2 separate regions of the Homo sapiens genome follow, and region 1 is linked to region 2. Evidence: chromatin contacts called from ENCODE Hi-C or POLR2A ChIA-PET data. All regions are on one chromosome and are shown on one strand. Each heading gives the region's core, a stretch centred on a gene start or an enhancer-like site at or near the end of the contact. The rest is flanking DNA. Distances are from core to core; before and after follow the strand shown. Region 1 holds the start of NAV2-AS2 (NAV2 antisense RNA 2). Region 2 overlaps NAV2 (neuron navigator 2).

Evidence for each region. A loop is a pair of places that touch in the nucleus more often than their neighbours do. ChIA-PET counts read pairs that join two places held with the same protein, here RNA polymerase II (POLR2A). Pooled maps may share reads with other maps.
Region 1: a map of Right ventricle myocardium inferior shows a loop between it and region 2 (5-fold over the local background). The contact joins the promoter of NAV2-AS2 here to the enhancer-like site in region 2. A Hi-C loop is called at or near these places in 25 of 168 maps with a recorded cell type or tissue (Caco-2, HepG2, K562 and 18 more), 2 of 37 single-sample maps with no recorded cell type and 18 of 50 pooled maps. POLR2A ChIA-PET finds 5 or more read pairs at or near these places in 6 of 52 experiments (A549, AG04450, HepG2 and 3 more).

The regions. Positions count from the first base shown.
Region 1 is chr11:20,046,022-20,053,010 of GRCh38, forward strand. It overlaps NAV2-AS2 (NAV2 antisense RNA 2), which reads right to left and starts at 3,282. Exons shown (of 2, transcript NR_046672.1): 1 at 2,953-3,282. It overlaps NAV2 (neuron navigator 2), which reads left to right. Exons shown (of 38, transcript NM_145117.5): 15 at 2,707-3,174; 16 at 3,815-3,880; 17 at 5,268-5,312. RefSeq lists enhancers at 2,420-2,933, 2,452-3,651.
Region 2 is chr11:19,947,717-19,954,900 of GRCh38, forward strand. It overlaps NAV2 (neuron navigator 2), which reads left to right. Exons shown (of 38, transcript NM_145117.5): 10 at 975-1,364. Among named protein-coding and RNA genes, the nearest start is that of NAV2-AS3, 30 kb to the right of the region's middle. Within about 2 kb of position 5,804, at least 5 of the 41 ENCODE cell types and tissues checked have a DNase peak (open chromatin) inside an H3K27ac peak, as active enhancers do; they include endothelial cell of umbilical vein and mammary epithelial cell, where a contact is called at or near this core.

The DNA.
Region 1 (6,989 bases), core at 2,032-4,531, 96 kb after region 2:
GTCGTAGTATGCACTCAATAGAAGTTAGCTACTGCTGGGCACCGTGGCTCACGCCTGTAATCCCAGCACTTTGGGAGGCCAAGGCGGGCAGATCACGAGGTCAGGAGTTCGAGACCAGCCTGGCCAATATGGTGAAACCCCGTCTCTACTAAAAATACAAAAAAATTAGCCTGGCATGGTGGTATGCACCTGTAGTCCCAGCTACTCAGGAAGCTGAGGCAGAAGAATCACTTGAACCCAGGAGGCGGAGGTTGCAGTGAGCCAAGATCACACCACTGCACTCCAGCCTGGGCAACAGAGCGAGACTCCATCTCAAAAAAAAAAAAAAAAGAAGTTAGCTACCATCCAATCCAGAATGAGGTCTTGATACACCCTTGGACCTAGGTGGGTAGCTCAGGGGAGCAGATACATTTTTTTCTTGTGTTAATAATTCTTCAGCTGAGCTTCCTCATTATGGCAGGCAGTGATCTTGACCAGCTCCTTCCTTTACTCAAAAAGCCCAGTGTCCCCACATATACTTTTACGCTACTCCGGAATTCCAAGTCAGTCTGAAATTTTAACTTCCCCCTCCCCATCACACACACACACACACACACACACACAAACCTCTTAAAGAAGAAATATTTCTGAAAAAGAGAAGTTGATTTCCTGTTACCTTAAATAGACATCATTTCCCCACATTTTCACACTGGGTGGAAGCTCTAGATATAAACAAATTATTCACTTGTTTAAAGTTTCTTTTAAATTTATTCAGCTTTTGCCTGTTCGTATTATCTTATTATAATATCCACTGGACCATTCTCAAACTGCAACTGCTAGGTTACAGTTCATCCTACTTTCCCAGGAAATTTCTTATCATAAGAAAGAATAAGTCCCAAGAAAAGAAAATCAAGCAGTGAGAAAATAAAAATTATATGCACATGTACATATCTGGGGATGAACAGGAATGTTTGAAAAGACTTCAGAAGAAGCATTCCACATGAAAGGTATAATGAAGCAGTTCACTGTTCTTTGTCCAGACTTGATTATTAGAATTTCAGTAACGATTTTTTTTTCCAGGGGTAAGTCTGTTGTGCTGCTCTTTGTTGTTTTAACAGATTGCCTTGTAAATGAAAATGTTCTCTGTTTCTTGCCTCAAGTATTATATGTAATATTCACTCTTTGGTATTATAGATTTCCTTTACTAACTACAAAGGCATTTTACTAGACCCTTAGGCTAGTGTAATGGAATGCTTGAAAATGCATGCAGCTCCTACGGCTCTACATTGAACACCTTTTAGCCAATTCCTGGTAAATTACATTTCTTCCTAAATCGTTAAGGTATTCTTAGTTCTCTTGATGTGTATTAGTATGGTGAAGAAAAATCTTTGGTGAATTTGATAGATAACTCTCTTCAAATGATTTCAAGGACTAACAGACCAAAGATTAGACTTTTGTATGTAGTCATGCATAGCAGAATGAGGAGCAATATGCAAAAGTCAGAAAAAAAAGTGGATGAGATTTGGGTTTCCTAATAATTGGAAGTGCTTGGCAATGGAACAAGTTACCCTTTGAAGTAACGAGGTCCCTGTCATCACTGGAAGTATGTAAGCATTCTAAAGCCAAGATTCTACATTAGGATATTTCATTCCCTGTTGTCACCAGGCACAAAGTGTTTCCTTTCTGCCACCACCCACTGTAGTAAGGATTGATTGATTGATTGTCTTTACAATACTTGAGATTTATAGGACTGTCTAGAGAGGGCAGAGATCAAACTGTCACGACTTTGAGCACCCAAGGCCACCTGCATGTCAGAAATACATAGTAGTTTTGTCACTTGTGAGATACTTACTCAACACAGGTTTCAGTGAGTGTAATAGAGCCTTTGCATTACTAGAATGTGGACAATTCTCTGACTTAAAGATAATTTCAACATTCTACCAGAGAGTTCTCTGCCAGTGGAAGAGGGGGCATTTATGTCATTCCTTGTAGTCTGATGGCACATTTTTGGCCACGAGCAGGGGAGATGACATAGAATAGCATTTCTGTGTGTCTGTCACAGAGACACAGTTCCCACCCAGTGTGTCTGGTCTAATGTCTTGTGAACCAAGCAAGATTTCCATGTATGTCACTGGATAAGTAAGCTCTCTGGCTTCAAAAGATACATCTTTCCAGTTGCGTTTTCTATTGTGGATAAATCTCTGAAGACATTTTTCCTAGGCCCCCTCCAGATCTAAATTCATGCTCTTGATTCTATGTATTGTGCTCAGAGGTCAAGAAACCAAATCCCTTAGAGTTGAGCTGTCATAAACTGTGTGCCTGCTTTATGCCTGGGGCCGCAGAGACAGAGATGATGAAGACAACCATCTTCCTGGGCCAGGGCAGTTTTCTAGTTAGTCTATCTATTGAAAGAAAGGGAAGCAAGATCTTGGCCCAGTGTCATGTGAATAGGCCTGTAGAAAATTATTACTCATGGCTCTTTGGCTCAGATGGAGTCAGAGTCTCAGCTGCAGCTTAGAATTTGAAGACGGCAGCCTGTGATGCACTAGTGTCTAGGCCCACTTTATGGCTGACCTTTCCCTGAAGTACCGTTAGCCATTTCAGTAGGAATGGCTGTGCTTCCTTCCCCAGGAATTCTCACCAACTCCTCTGCCCTACCCTTCTTTAACAGTCCGGTGCCCCTTGGCACTGGGTGTTCAACCTACACAACCCTTTGTCTCTTCACAGACTCTTTGGTGGGAAGCCTACCAAGCAAGTGCCCATCGCCACAGCTGAAAACATGAAAAATTCGGTGGTCATCTCCAATCCTCATGCCACCATGACTCAGCAAGGTAACCTAGACTCCCCGTCAGGCAGTGGCGTCCTGAGCAGTGGGAGCAGCAGTCCTCTCTACAGCAAGAATGTGGACCTCAACCAGTCTCCGCTAGCCTCCAGCCCCAGCTCAGCCCACTCGGCCCCTTCCAACAGCCTCACCTGGGGCACCAACGCCAGCAGCTCCTCCGCAGTTAGCAAGGATGGCCTGGGCTTTCAGTCTGTCAGCAGCCTCCACACCAGCTGTGAGTCCATCGACATCTCCCTCAGCAGTGGAGGGGTCCCCAGCCACAATTCTTCCACTGGCCTCATCGCCTCCTCCAAGGACGACTCCTTGACTCCCTTTGTCAGAACTAACAGTGTGAAGACCACACTGTCAGAAAGGTTGGTGCTGTGCCTCTGGCTGCCTTTCTCAGAAAGACACCCTTCCAAAAATAAAAAGATTAGCTTAGGAATCCCAAATGTCGAATAGCCTTTGCCTGTAAGATTTCTCTCTTTCTAATTACTGCTGTCTTTCATGGGGAAGCCACTTCAGGATGGAATCAAGCTTGGCTCTGCTCCCTGTTATCTTTTCCTCTGTGGTTATTTTTGGTGCTTGGAGCTGCTCAGTCTCTCGGGGGCAGATTTATGCTACCATTTGAAATGGCATTCAGCTTTTGAAATCCTTCAGTTTTATCCTGTTTGTTCATCAACAGCTTCTTTTCCCTCCCCTTGTAATTGTGCAAGCAGAGCAGGTGACTGGGTGCAGACATGGAGTGTTTAGTAGGATGCTCTTTAGACAGCTGGGTAGGTTTGTTGTCATTGTGGCAAACACCCTCCTCCTGGACTGATAGGAAATCAAGAAATTAAAAGTGTTCTCAGAGCCCTGGATTTCTCTGCAGCAGGGATAAATGTGTCCAGTTTCTGCATATAGGGAAGAAAGCGAGGATCAGCATGGGGAATGAAAAAAATGTATATAACAACACCTCTCCTTTCTTCCAAGCTAACGTTCCTTCTCTTGTTTTCTACCTGCCTGGACTTCTAGCCCTCTCTCTTCCCCTGCTGCTAGCCCTAAGTTCTGCAGAAGTACTCTGCCCAGGAAACAGGACAGGTAATGACATTGCAGGCCGGGGACCAACCGAGCCTCTAGGTTCTTCTGCCCATTCGTTGTCAAGCCAGATGTCTTGTGCGAGGCTGTTGGCCTAAGCCACCTGCTTGTGTTTGTGGCTCTAGTGTACTCTGTGACACATGGACATGCCAGTGAGAGTCTGTTCCTCTGTCTGCTAAAGCCCAGGGAGAGGTGGAGTTGGGCTGGCCTCTTCATTCCCATTTTGGGAAGGCGACCTTAAACCCTGCCACTTGATCTGGGGCAGCGGAAGCTCTCGCTTGCATCTCTTGTGGCCTCCTGTGGCATGTTCCTGCTTTTCAGCTTCCTTCCCATTCCTTTTGCCACCCCCAACCCCAAGCCCAGAAATGACCTGCCACCCACTGTGTAGCTTGGCCCTCACCTTTGTCTACCCCTCCCCATGCAGCTGCCTCTTCTCCCTTTCAAAATCCTTTGCTGAAGTTTGGCTCATTATGTCTTGCAGACTGTTGTGTTCTGTGTGCCCATTTCCTGCGATGATAATGAAAAAGAATGTGTAGAGTATTAAGACTTTACAAATGTACACGCTTGTGTTTGCCCCCAGCTGTAGGTGGGCCTCAGAGATGGATACTGTCCTTAATTTTGTGGGGGAGTGATGACCTGGCCAAACATAACAAACAGATGTTGTCTCCTGCCAGAAAAAAAAAAAAAAAAAAACCTTCACCCCATCAACAGTGAAAACTTTGTTTTTGTCAGCTCACAAACCAAGCCTTTAAACCGTTGGTCTTTAGAAATCCAAGTGCTTTGACTTCATCAGCCAGCAAGTTGTAACATGCCCCACCCAGGACTCAGCTCCTAGCTATGCCTGGGCCGCAGAAATTGAGAGGGACCTGGAATTCACTTCGTTACAGATGAATTCCAAATATGCAGACTGCTGGCCTCTTGAAACCTCCAACAAGTCTGTTCTCCCATTTGAAGTCATTGCCAGTGGCATTTAGGGGGTGGGCCAGAGTTAGGGGTGCAGGGAAGTGGGCATCCCTCTCTCTGAGAAGCCGTGTTGGTGCAGAGAGTGCCCCTGGGCAGTAGAAGGCACAGGACCTCTGCTTTGAGGTGGAGCAACCCCTGAATTTTGCTTTGAATCTGTGGAAAACGAGGAACAATTGGGGTTAAGGGACTCAGGCCTCCTGGTGACCTGGGGTAAAGTATGCGCTGGTGTCAGCTCAGGCTGAGGATTGGGTTTCTTTTGTTTTCCACGGATGTGGATGTGTTGCATTGCACGCCTAGCTGGATAAGGCACTTCCTGGTGATGTGCACCTCTTTCTCCAGGGCCCTTCAGTCCCCTCCCTAGCTTTCCCTCTCTCTGCCTTCTGTGTGCTGCTCTGAAGTTCTTATTTTTGTTTTAACTTTCCTACAGTGACCCGCACCTTGATAGGAACACTTTGCCTAAGAAAGGACTCAGGTATCTGTGTTTCCTCCTTGCATCTGTGCCATCTGTTGTGGCTTTGGAGCTTGGCTGTGTGACTCCTTCATGGCTGGTGGGGGTTTGGGCTGGGCTGGGGTCCCCGCTTTGACCACCACAGCAGGACCTTTTGGATGACGGCTCCCCTTGCACCCTCTCGTTCTCACTCTCCATTTGTCAGCTTATTTGCTTGAGCAGGGGCTGTGCTTTTTCAGGCTTAATGTGGTAAAACCATCTCATGAAAAACATCCCTGGGCAAGCCCAAGGAGCAGTCATTACTGCTTCTGGGGCCAATGGGTTTAATTTCTGAGCACTTCACCATGACCATTCTGTTAACATGGCTGTCTTCCAAGAGAAAGGACATGACTTATAGCATACTGATTTGTAAGCTAGGACAAGAGCACAGGAGGCAAGGAATATTTTCCCCCAATTTGAAAATATTTAACTTTTCTGCCCATAAAAAATTGCTAGACAGATACTTTGCCCTTGTCTAAATATTCTAATGGAAAATTGGTCCACTTTCATTGCCCAACAAGACATGGGTGTGATCATTTTTTGGTGGATAATAAAGAAAAGACTCCCAGGAAGGACTGTCCTTCCATTCCTGGTAAGTGGTGGCTCAGGTTCGTTTTTGGTGCTAGTCCTGGCAAAACAAGATGCTATAAGTCACCATTGCTCACACCATCTATATCACTTTGCCAATCAGAGAAAATTCAGTTTGCTAATGCCTCCCCTGTGATCTTGCTGTCTTATGGTTGCAGCCGTCATTTCTTCTGCTTTCTAAACACCACATGCCCTGTAGCATCAGCTTCACCCTGCACTAAGCATTAAGTGCTTTCGCATAAAATGGGACTTGGAATGAAATGTTTCATTGCTGTCATGTATGTCTATAGTTAATAACCTGCAGCTCTTAAGACTGAGAGCATTTTGAACAGTAATGTGAGGTAGGTATCAATGCTTCCTTTCAATGGGATCCTCTGAGTAAAGCCAGTTCTAAGAATCTAAGAAGGAAAGTATTAAAATCTCCCAACAGTCATCCTGCAGGAAGTTGTTGAGCAGTGTGGCCTTAGAGGGGGCCTTGGCAAGGCCTTTTGTACTTACCAGTTTCAATCGTGCCTATGAGCTGCTTGTCAGCAACCATGCCAGATGCTTAAATCATGGCCACTCTCACTGTGAGTTTGACTTTGATGCCCCACTGGTGCCCTGAGAGAAAGCTAACTTCTAAATGTTAACATTGTGAAATGGTGTGTATACTTCTGTAGCAGATCTAGCCTATCAAAATTATGTAGCTCTGGTTTTTTAAAAATTCAGAATAGAGATACATGACAGGCTATTTTCAGGCAATTGATGTGTCCTGGAAAGTTGCATGTCTGTCAGATATAGTAAAAACATTAAGGAGAAAACATTTCTGTGCTCCCTCTCACTCTGATTCTTCCTGTGTAGCTCACCCACTCCATACACATGAACATCCAGTACGAACACACTGACAACATCTTTCCTTAAGCCCAAAGAATCCCCCTATTGACATAATCAGTAGTCACTCCATAATATATAAGTCCGAGGATACCCTGGCCACTTGGCACTCAGAAATTTCAGATGCAGGCCAGGTGCGGTGGCTCATGCCTGTAATCCTAGCACTTTGGGAGGCTGAGGTAGGTGGATCACTTGAGGGCGGGA
Region 2 (7,184 bases), core at 4,554-7,053:
AAGAGATTGAGCTCATCCTTGGGCAGATTCTAGTCCATGTAACTTGATTGAAGAGGGAACTCAAGCCCAGGCATTTACCAATCTTTCCAGGCTTTTTGGATGAAATATGAGAAAAGCAAAAGTCTGGGGGAAGTGAACTTTAGAGGGTTAGAAAATTAGAACTGTGTCCACTGCTCAGTTGGGAGGGAGCTGAGGATGTAAAATGTGGTATTAGGAACTCCCGGTGGGTGGAGAATCCCACCCTTAGGAAAAGAAGGCTGTGATGCAACATCCTAGAATGAATGGGCAAGCAGGAACCTTCATGCCCCATCCTAATCAGTTCAGCATTTTCTAGTATTTTCTTTCCCAGATTGGAAAGAAAATTCTTATTTTTTTTTTTGCCGGGGGGGATGGAGTCTCACTCTCTGTCGGCAGGCTGGAGTGCAGTGATGCAATCTCAGCTCACTGCAACCTCAGCCTCCTGGGTTCAAGCGATTCTCCTGCCTCAGCTTCCCGAGTAGCTGGGACTATAGGCACATGCCACTATGCCCAGCTAATTTTTGTATTTTTAGTAGAGATGGGGTTTCACCATGTTGGCCAGGATGGTCTTGATTTCTTGACTTCATGATCCGCCCTCCTCAGCCTCCCAAAGTGCTAGGATTACAGGCACTGCATCTGGCCTGGAAAGTGAGCCACTGCATCTGGCCTGGAAAGAAAATTCTAGTAGTTGAGGTCATTTAATTAAAGTAATTCGTTTCTTGTACCATGTTTTAGCAGGGAAAGTCTCCGGTAGGCTTTTCAGAATGTTATGTAGATGTGTAGCTTTCCTTTCTCATTTTGAGCAGAGGAAGCACATCAGGTGGTACATGGGGGCTGGCTGTTTTATCCTATTTTATATATGAGGATTATTTCATAATTCTAAATAATTAAAGAACATATAAACTGTGAAGGATACTAGGTACCTTTGAGTCTAATCAGGTTGGTTTTGTTTCTAGCACATTGGAAACCACGTTTGACACCAATGTCACCACGGAGATGAGTGGCCGTAGCATACTCAGCTTGACAGGGAGGCCCACACCTCTGTCCTGGAGACTGGGCCAGTCCAGCCCTCGGCTCCAAGCAGGAGACGCCCCCTCAATGGGCAATGGGTATCCCCCTCGAGCCAACGCCAGCAGGTTCATCAACACTGAGTCAGGTCGCTATGTGTACTCCGCCCCTCTGAGAAGGCAGCTGGCCTCCCGGGGCAGTAGTGTCTGCCATGTGGACGTCTCAGACAAGGCAGGAGATGAGATGGACCTGGAAGGCATCAGCATGGATGCCCCCGGCTACATGAGCGACGGGGATGTTCTGAGCAAGAACATCCGGACCGATGACATTACAAGCGGGTAAGTACCCGGGGCCGCCCTTTCTCCCAGAGAGAAAGAGGGCTTGGCACCTGGCTTCTCTTTTGTAGGGCTCTATTTGATTCTTCTGGAGGAGGTCAAACTGCCCACCTGAGTTTCTGCTGTCCATATCAAAGGCTGTGTGACATGGAGGGAAACGCTGCTCGGCTGTGAGTCTGAAGGCCTGGGTAGTCCAGGCTTGGCCAGTAAATCACAACAGAGTAATACCTGAAAACAAACCATGTCGCATCAGTCCCTTAAACCAAACCTTGCACTGAGGATGGACTACTTGCAGGTTAGACGGCCTCCCCGGGCCTATGAGATCTGGCCTGTACCTGCCTCTTAGATCTCATCTTCCTCTCTCCTACCTATTTCCCTGCTGCAGCTGTCCCTTCCAATCTTCAATCTTGTCAAGCTCTTTCCGGCCTCACAGCCTTGCACTCTGTTTCTCAGCCTGGATTCTGCTTCCCAGATCTTTGCATGGTAGGTCCTTCTTGCTGCTCAGCTGACACCTCCTTGGAGGGGCCCTCCTTGACCATGCAATTTGAAGTAGGTGTGTGTCCTGCCTCCTGCCCTACGCATCTCCACCACTCTGTGGCAGGCTCCTTTGGAAGATTATCACTATTCGAAATTAGCCTGATTATGTGTATATCCTCTGTTGCCTCCCGGCCCCCTCCTACTTGCAGCAGTAAGTACCATAAAGCAAGGACTTGTCTTGCGCGTTCACTGCAGAATCCCCAGTGTGTTGTGTATAATAGGAGCTCATAAATATTGCTAAATCAATGAACACGTGAATCAGTGAATGAATGAACAAATCCAGCCTCCCTGTTTCTCTGTGTGCTCATATATGAAGTGAAGGGGAGTGATGAGATGATGTCTAAGGAACCTTTCAGGTGGAGCCTGCCATGACTGTATAGCACGAGGCCTGGCTGGTAACTTGTTCATGCTCCCCTCTCAGATCACCCTGCAGACTTAAGGTGCAGTGAGTTATTTCACTTGCCTGGGACTTCTTCCTTCATCTGTTAACATGACTTGCCCAGAAGTTCTCCAAGATCTTTTCCACCTTGAATGTTCTAGCTGTTAAAGTTACAGATAAGAAAAAGCAGAAATACTAATTGTGCCACTCATTTCCATGAAAATAATGATCAAGAACCCAATGGGTGAGCCAGTATTTTTATAATTTAAATAATAGCTAACTCTCCTATATGCCAAACACAGTGCTAGGTGCTTTACTTTTATACTCTCTTGTTCTATCTCCATAGCAATCCTTTGAGGTAGATGATATCATAGTCCCCATTTTAGAGATGAGGAAGGTGAAGTCCAGGAAGGTTAAATAACTTGCCCAAGGGCTTGCAGCTATTAGGGACAGAGCGTAATAGTGTACCATCTTGCCAACGTTTTATTGCTGTATTGAAATACTACAACTACTAGAGTTTATTTCAAAATGAATTTGATTTTTCTCTGTTCTACCTCTGTGACTAGAAGTGTTCTTTTATTTCATTAAAAGCTGAGGCATAGAGGTGCTTTGGTTTTCAGCCTGTTACTTTTAGAACTATCTTGGGTAGTGAAATCTTTGAAAACAGAATCCACCAAACCTTTTGCAGGGGCAAAAGGAAAATTTCCCCTTTACCCTCTGAAGGTTCACTGGAAAATCAGCTCACAAAAGGCAGATTCATTGGAGAAAGGACATACAAATTTACTTAATGTATATACACAGAAGCCTTCAGAATGAATACCCAAAGATATAGGGGAGATTGTCCAATTTTATGCTTAGGTTCTACAAAGTACGGGCAGCTGTGTAGAAATATGATTGGGCAAAAAAGGTATGATCTAATGCTAGCAGATGGAGTGGGGAAACCAAGCAAGGTTCTTCTTGGCCCTTCTGAGAAGCATTCCTGCCTTCTGCGTATGGGGCAGAGCCCTCTCTGTAATGGAGGTTTCTACAATCAAACAAGGTGGGTCAGATAATTTCCTTATGCCCAGGCTTCACACAGAAAGGAAGAGGGAAAATTAGAATAATGTTTGGAGGTTTTATGACTGGCTTTGGGGAAAAAGGGTTCTGATTTCTATGGCCTACCTAGGGGCAGAGGGATTCTAGTTTCTATGGCTGGCCTCAGGGGAAATAGGATTGAGAGACCAGAGGGCAGAAAAAGGTCAGAGAGAAACTTTCACTTCTGAGGCCTTTATTTTGTAGTGTTTTCTGAGCTGCCCAACACCTTACAGTACAACAAATTTCTGCTGCCTGGAATGGCTGGCGCAATTAATGGAGTGAGAAATTAAATGACCTGGTCAACTTAGAGCATCCTTTTTTTTCTAGTTTTCCATAAACATGAAAAACAATAGCATACACCTATTACAACTGAATTTCACATAATGTAATCTTTGTATTATTGTTTAGAAGACTTTTGGTATCTAGCATGGACTCAGATTTATTATTATCAATTCCCATTTTCATATACTACCGAACAAATTGTGGCTTGTTTTGAGGTTTTTGTATCCTGTAATAGTTGATTTTATTGTCGAACCAGTCTTTCAATTCTAAAAAGATGGCCAGTGAATTCATTTTGATGTAGTGTTGATTATGTCCACAAGGTGGAGACATTGAAACACTCTAACCTGAATCTTAGTGATAGCCGACTGAGAAACTCCTGGTTTCTTTAACCATCCAAACCAGAGCCTTTACCTTTGCTTAAAAGCACCGATGTTTACATTTCAGTTCCAGCTTTGCCAAGTTTACGTTTTAGCATGTGTGATAGCACTTAGAGCAAGTGTAGATAAAAAGTTCAGAAACGTAAGCAAAGCACCCAATTACTGAAACTGGAGAACTTTGGTCTGGTTTCTCTTCCTGTTCCTTTTAATGTAGAAATGTACCCTCAGCATGAGGAGAGGTAGCCCAGATGGAACCTAATGCTCCTTCTAGTTGTAGCATTCTAGAACACTTGTTAAGCATGTATCCACTCTGTGGAAATGCATGTGAATTTCTGCTTTGAGGCCAAGTTACCAGTTTGTGTTTACACGCAGAGTTCAGAGCAAGACACTTAATGTCTTTTCTACTCATCATATTCTTCCTATAAACTGGCAAGGTTGTAAATATTGAAAGGCTGGTTATTCTGTGCTTCAGAATGTGCTGAATAAGGCATTGTTGAGGCAATTGATGTAGTGAAAGGGAAATAGACTGGGATATCATATTGGGCAGACCAGGGCTTAAACCCTCCCCAACCTCTTGCCAGCTCTGTGACGTTAGGCATGTCATTTGACTTCCCTGAGCTTTGAAGTGCTACAATTAATATGGTTTTTAAACCTTCAGCTGGATTTCTGTTTGCAGTTGTATCTGATAAAGACCAAAATCCCAGTCGGGGTCTAGATGCCTTATCTCCCTCAAACATCCAGGCGCTTGGAAACAATGAAATGATTAAAGCTTTTGTCCAGATGTTTATTTGGCTTAGTAGAAATGTAGCCTTGATGTATGAGTAATATATCAATCTGTACAGAGGCTCTTTGAGGAAAGTTCTTGTAAAAGTTTATAGTAAGTTTATTTAGAAAATCTGATATGGAAGTAAATTCTGGTTTCTAAAAACCTAAGACCTCTGTTTTTAAAGTGATGCTGTACTTCGGCTTGGCATAACAGCTATTTTTTGATGCCTCTAGTTCATTTTCTGTACTGGTGTGTGCATGTGCACCTGTGTGTATCCTTCAATTCTCCCTATGGTAGGGCTGAAATTACTTTATTACCATATTACCATGTAGTTTAGCTAAGAATTAAGGGCAAATGCCTCTTACACTTTGTGTGTGTGTGTGTTCTTATATTGTGCCTGGTATATACCAGGCATGTCTAAGTACTTTACAGGTTGTTATCTGATCTCACTCATCCCTTTTATTGGATTGATAAATTGGGCATTGGCTGTAGTGGGGAGGAAATTAAAATAACAGATGAAATTTCTCTTACTAGGTTTTGATCTGTGAAGTCAATCTTCTACTCATATTCTAAAAATTCAAAGTGCCATATGGTACAGAATAAAATTAAAGGGGCAGACTCCACGTCCATATGTTTGAAATGATTTTTTTTTTCTTTTCAAAGGAGGCACTGAGTTGTGTAATGTTCCAAAGTATAAGTAGATATCCCTTTATGGACAAAAAAATGACCCTTTAAATATAACATCAGAAGTTTCTCCCTCTCAGAACCTTTGATGGCTTCCCATTGCCTGTGGGAACAGATCTGAATGCCTTAACTGACTGTGGAGGCTCTTCATGGCCTTTGCCTCATCTGCCTTCGCTGACTTGCCCCCGGCCACATTTCCCTTCACACACTCCAGACTTCCCACTGCTCTAGGCTACCTGCCACCACCAAAAGCTGGTTCCTGCATTTGCAAAGCCCTGCCTCTGGTTCCTGCATTTGCAAAGCCCTCCCTCCTGGGACATGCTGCTTTCTTCCTGGAATTCCTTTCCCCTCATGCCCATCTGACTAATCCTGAAGAAAATGTCTCCCCTGTGATGTCCTCTGGGATTCCCCCAGTCACAGTTAGCTCAGTCTCACGTGTTTCTGGTAGTCTTGGTTCACACCTACCCTTATATATAAGCGTTTCACTTTGCATGGGAAGTGTCTGAAAGCCACTGGATGGTACTGAGGAAAGAGTATGTTCTTAAAAGGCAGACAGACTTGAGATTTAATCCTGGCTCTGCCAAGTGAACTGGAACAAGTTCTTAACCTTTGAATATTAGAGATAGAGCTTGAAAAGAACAGGCAAGAATCTGAGATGCACAAGAAATGTGCACGCGCGCGCGTGTGTGTGTGTGTGTGTGTGTGTCTTTCTCCACTAAACTTGGAGTTCCTAGCAGGCAGACAGCACTCATTATTTTTCTAAACCCAGAGACTGGGACTTAGCAGGTATTTAATATTTTGAGAATGGTCTATTCTTGATGCCTACTCTGGCAGGACCTTATGCTTATATAACTCGCTACCACACGCTATGAAGCTCAATGGTTCTATTTACAGAACACTTGGAGAAAGCCAGCTTAGCCTGTGGTGTCCATCTAGTGGTTGATAGAGGCTGTGGTCTCAATTCCTTTTCACTGTGAGTCATTGTGTTGGTTTAAAGCTCCTGGCTGGTGATATTTAGGGCTAAGGATGTTGGCTTTTGAGAATGAGGCTGATCAATAGCCTAGTGTAGAGAGAAAACAGGATGTAAGCATTTGGTCTTCCACAGTGGCTTTTTAGGGGCTGCTGTCTTCCCTCCTTGGTGGCAGGAATTACTCCATCAACAAATATGGGCACAGATGCCTGCGGGGAGACTCCGTTCTTCAGAAATTGAGGAACTCATTCATGCTGAATTAATTAAAGTCATCCCTCAGTATCCATGAGGGATTGGTTTCAGGACCCCCAGAAAATACCAAAATCTGTGGATGCTCAAGTTTTTCATGTAAAATTGCATAGTATTTGCATATAACCTATGTAGATCCTCCTATATACTTTAAATCATCTCTAGATTACCTATAATATCTAATACAATGTAAATGCTATATGGATAGTTGTTATACTTTATTTTTGTTTGTATTATTTGTTCATAAGAGGGTGCTTCGTGCTCTCATGCATCATTTGCATGTATAATACCTTGTATCTTTTCCTTTATTGCCTGTCAGGTCATCTCCTCTCTGATTCCATCCAAGCAGAGGTAGTGACCTTTCTGTATGCTTCCTTGTTACTTGCTGTATCTGTATTAGCACTGGTAGCACTACATCAGAATTGGTTTATTAGTGTTTGTATGTATGTATGTGAGTATATGTGTGTGTGTATATGCATGTGTGTGTGTGTATGTATGTGTATAT